Regions from separate parts of the Homo sapiens genome. Here region 2 is linked to region 1. Evidence: read pairs that join two places in POLR2A ChIA-PET (ENCODE). Cell type or tissue: GM12878. All regions are shown on one strand.

Region 1 (2,500 bases):
CTTTCAGGGGTCTGGATGCCATCTTTAACTGCCTTAGTCTGGTGGCCTGAGCAGCTTACCTGAGCCTCAGCTTCTTTTTTCTTTTTCTTTCCTTTTTTTTTTTTTTTTTTGTTTGTTTGTTTATTTGTTTCTTGTTTTTTCTGACAGGATTTCACGCCATCGGGCAGGCTGGAGTGCAGTGGTGCAATCACAGCTCACTGTAGCCTCAACTTCCAGAGCTCAGGTGAGCCTCCCACCTCAGCCTCCTGAGTAGCTGGGACTCCAGGCACGCACTCAATGCCTGGCTAATTTTTGTGTTTTTGGTAGAGATGGGGTTTCTCCATGTTGTCCAGCCTGGCCTCAAACTCCTGGGCTCAAGTGATCCGCCCACCTTGACTTCTCAACATGCTAAGATTACAGGTGGGATCCTACCAGGTGGGGCAGGAGTAATCAACCCTACTAGACAGATGGGGAAAATGAGAGGCCGGGCGCAGTGGCTCACATCTGTAATCCCAGCACTTTGGGAGGCCAAGGCAGGCAGATCACTTGAGGCCAAGAGTTCGAGACCAGCCTGGCCAACATGGCAAAACCCCATCTCTACTAAAATACAAAAATTAGCTGGGCATGGTCGTGGGCACCTGTAATCCCAGCTACTCGGGAGGCCGAGGCAGGAGAATTGCTTGAGCCCGGGAGGCAGAGGTTGCAGTGAGCCGAGATCGCACCACTACACACTCTAGTCTGGATGACAGAGCGAGACTTAGCCTCAAAACAAACAAACAAACAAGTGCACCTTTGTTAGTTTTATTTGAACCAATGTTTACATCTCTGGCAACCACAGGCTCATATGAAACTTCATGCTATTAAACTTTATGGGTGACATGGCCAGGCACGGTGGCTCACGCCTGTAACCCCAGCACTTTGGGAGGCCGAGGCAGGTGGATCACGAGGTCAGGAGATCGAGACCATCCTGGCTAATACGGTGAAACCCCGTCTCTACTAAAAATACAAAAATTAGCTGGGCGTGGTAGCACATGCCTGTAGTCCCAGCTACTTGGGAGGCTGAGGCAGGAGAATGGCGTGAACCCAGGAGGCGGAGGTTGCAGTGAGCCGAGATCATGCCACTGCACTCCAGCCTAGGCGACAGGGCGAGACTCTGTCTCAAAAAAAAAAAAAAAATTTATGGGTGACAATAGAACAAAGGCAGAGGGACAGGACAGAACAATGAGTCACTCCAACACACCCTGTGTGTTCTAAAAGAGGCCCCGGGACAAACACCTGCCTCAGTAGGAAGGTCCAGCATTCGTGGCGGTGTGTGCTGGGCGGTTGTGGTGAGGACTGTGTCTGTGTCTGGGCGGGTGTGTGTAGTTGTGGAGTTTATAGCTTTCCTTTGACTCAAATCCTTCTTCCCTATCACCGGCTTACATGTTAGAGGCCTGTAACAGGAGACCAGTTCCAGGCCAACCTGTGGTTAAAAGAACCTCAGCCTGTGAGCAAATGTTACTCCTCCTCCGCACTCGAGGACCCTGTGGCAGCCCAGCCTGTCAGGCCTCTGCAGACATGAGTTGGCCTGGTTCTCCCTGCTGCCATCCCTCACCCGCCAATCCCCAATCAGTCTTCACTGTATAAACAAGTGCTTCACTGAACAGCCCAGCGCATCTGCGAAAGATCCAACACGCAGCCCTTCTCGTTCCTTTGAGTGGATCCATTTGAAAAGCTCCTGTCTCCTGGCTGGGTGTGGTGGCTCACGCCTGTAATCCCAGCACTTTGGGAGGCCGAGGCGGGTGGATCACGAGGTCAGGAGTTTGAGACCAGCCTGGCCAACATGGCGAAACCCCGTCTCTACTAAAAATACAAAAATTAGCCAGGCGTGGTGGCGGGTGCCTGTAATCCCAGCTACTCAGGAGACTGAGGCAAAAGAATGGCTTGAACCCGGGAGGCGGAGGTTGCAGTGAGCCGAGATTGAGCCACTGCACTCCAGCCTGGGCGACAGAGCAAGACACCATCAAAAACAAAACAAAACAAAACAAAACAAAACAAAAATCTCCTGTCTCTAGGACCAGGCACAATGGCCTAGGCCTGTAATTCCAGCACTTTGGGAGGTCAAAGTGGAAGGATTGCTTGAGGCCAGGAGTTCAAGACTGGCCTGGGCAACATGATGAAAACCCCCTCTCTACAAAAAAATTAAAATTAAACAAATCAGTTGGGCAGGGTGGTGCACCTGTAGTCCTAGTTGCTCTGGAGGCTGAGACAGGAGGATGGCTTGAGCCTGGGAGGTGGAGGCTGCAGGGAGCCATGGTCTCTCCTTCACATTCCGGCCTGGGAGCAAGCCCTTCATCTCTAAAATAATAATAATAATAAAATAAATAAATAAATAAATAAATAAATAAATAAATAAACTGTCTCCAAATCCTTCCATTCTAGTCCAGGCCTCTTTTGAGTTAGCTCTATTTTTTCCTAATACTCATTAAATAAATGCTTAACTATTAAAATAGAAAGTCCTCTGGGCGGGGAATGGGGTGGG
Region 2 (2,500 bases), 260 kb after region 1:
CTTGGGTGGGGGGGGGCGGGCGGTTGGCACGTGCCTGTAATGCCAGCTCCTTGGGAGGCTGAGGCAGGAGAATCGCTTGAGCCCGGGGGACAGAAGTTGTAATGAGCCGAGACTGAGCCACTGTACTCTAGCCTGGGTGACAGGAACAAGACTCTGTCTCAAAAAAAAAATTATTATAAAGGTGTAGTAACTAAGACTACTCACACTGTGTGGTATTGATAGGGAGTGAACAAATCCAGTACAGAATAGAGAGTCCACAAACAGACACGAATATATACAGACAGTGCGGCAGAAGTGGCATGACTAACCAATGGAGGAAGGGATGCACTGTGACCCAGGGTTCCAATCCCAAATCGGATACAAAAATACATTATATATTTCTGAAAGATTTAAATGAGAATAACAAAACTTGACAACTTTCTTTTTTTTGGTGGGGGGGTTGAGGGGACGGAATTTGGCTCTCGTCGCCCAGGCTGGAGTGCAGCGGCGCAGTCTCAGCTCACCACAACCTCCGCCTCCTGGGTTCAAGTGATTCTCCCGCCTCAGCTTCCTGAGTAGCTGGGATTACAGACACGCGCCACTATGCCTGGCTAATTTTGTATTTTTAGCAGAGACAGGTTTCTCCATGTTGGCCAGACTGGTCTTGAACTCCCAACCTCAGGTGATCCCCGCCCACCTCGGCCTCCCAAAGTGCCGGGATTACAGGCATGAGCCACTGCACCTGGCTGAAACTTGACAACTTTCACAAGAAAATATAGGGGCTTATTCTAGTGATTTCTAATAGAACTGCTTTGCACAACTTAAAGGGGATGCCGTCCACTCTGCATCCCAGGAAATGCCATCCACACAACACAACATAACTGGACAGCCTTGAAGTTGTGGATCATGAAAGTCCAGCTTGAGGAAGGGGAAGATTTTATAAAGAAGACACGAAATCAGAAACCATAAGGGCAATGACTAATAAAGTTGACTTCATTAAAATTAGAAACATCTGTTGGCCAGGCACAGTGGTTCACTCCTGTTATCACAGCACTTTGGAAGGCTGAGGCAGGCGGGTCCCTTGAGGCCTAGAGTTTGAGAGCAGCCTGGCCAACATGGTGAAACCCCGTCTCTACCAAAAATGCAAAAACTAGCTGGGCATGGTAGCACATACCTGTAGTCCCAGCTACTCAGGAGGCTGAGGCATGAGAATCACTAGAACCTGGGAGGCAGAGGTTGCAGTGAACTGAGATCTCGCCGCTGCACTCCAGCCTGGGCAACGGAGTGAGACTGTCTCAAAAAAAAATTAAAAAAAGAAACATCTGTAATGTAAGAAGTGAAACTGGGATTTGAACCCAGACAAAATGAATTGACAGAAAGTTTGGGGAGGTGATGTGCATAGCAATTAGTATTTTAAAAAAAAGTTCAAAGAATAAAAATATTTCAGTTATTTTTCAGCACTTCTCAGGTGGGCCAATATCGCTACCACCAAAAAGACATATTATATTGTGGGACAGGCATTAAGTTGTTTAGGGTATTGGATGTTATGTCGGGAAAACGAAATTTAGCTAGCTTAAATAGCAAGGTGAGCTAGGGTAGGGCCTGTGTTGGGTACCACAGGGCTCCAGCTCTGCCTCTGATTCTCTTGACTTTCCCAGGACTGTCTGAGCTTTGTTCTAGGCTGGTAGCAAGACAGCTGCAGTAGTCTGAAGCATCACATTCAGGTACAGTGACATGCAAAGGAAGAAGCATCAGCTCATCTCTTCTGTGAGAAAGGACACATTTCCTAGAAGTCTCCTGGGAGAGACATTCCTTCAAAATTCGTCTGAATTGAGTCTGAATTGAGTCACAATTCTGTTCCTAAACCAGTCTCTGCCAAGGGATGTGAGATAAACATAACTGGTGTAGTAAAGCATATGGCTTTGTGGAGGAAGGTGGATACCTCCCCAAAGTTTGGTGCTTTTAAGGAGAAAGAAGGAGGGGAATGAATGTTAATTAGGCAATTAACAAAATCTGCTCCATTCATGAAGCTTCACTATGAGCACCGTGAAACATTCCCACACTTCCCTTCGTTCTGATTCCACCTTTACCTAGAATCTTTCTGATTGACACTTAACTTTTCCAGATTTCTTGATACTAGGAAAGTACTGAATGAGTCTGTCAGTCACTGAAAACATCTATCTCTCACTATTAAATTTAAAAATTGATATTTTGGTTTAGGGTTAGGGTTTTCTGTTCCTACGATTTTTGCTATTTCTAGAATGTTATGTAAATGGAGTCAAACAGAATGCAGTAGCCTTTCGAGTCTGGCTTCTTACACTTAGCATAATGCATTTAAAGTTCCTCATGGCGGTGTCTGCGTCTGTATCTTTTTCCTTTTCATTGCTGAGTATCAGTCCATCATAAGGATGCATCCCAGTCTGTCTATCCATTCCCCAGTTGAAGGGCATTTGGGTTATCTCGTTAGGGGCAATTATGAATAAAGCTACTATAAACTCATGTACAAGTTTCTGTATGAACA

Evidence for each region. ChIA-PET counts read pairs that join two places held together with the same protein. Peaks named below come from ENCODE experiments on the same cell type or tissue, not always from the same donor. Only the 100,000 strongest peaks of a DNase experiment are listed, where the experiment ranks them.
Region 2: POLR2A ChIA-PET joins it to region 1 with 6 read pairs; 4 of 35 experiments call an interaction of 5 or more read pairs at or near these places.

Annotation. Positions count from the first base shown.
Region 1 is chr3:196,182,279-196,184,778 of GRCh38, forward strand. No RefSeq gene overlaps it. Among named protein-coding and RNA genes, the nearest start is that of ZDHHC19, 28 kb to the right of the region's middle. RefSeq lists a cis regulatory region at 1-30 and an enhancer at 1,148-1,237. In GM12878, no CTCF peak of the experiment used is centred here; a DNase peak (open chromatin) is centred at 1,403; H3K27ac peaks cover 2,290 bases.
Region 2 is chr3:196,439,177-196,441,676 of GRCh38, forward strand. No RefSeq gene overlaps it. Among named protein-coding and RNA genes, the nearest start is that of UBXN7, 8.0 kb to the left of the region's middle. RefSeq lists a silencer at 1,115-1,194. In GM12878, no CTCF peak of the experiment used is centred here; DNase peaks (open chromatin) are centred at 1,045, 1,725 and 2,406; H3K4me3 peaks cover 728 bases; H3K27ac peaks cover 2,374 bases.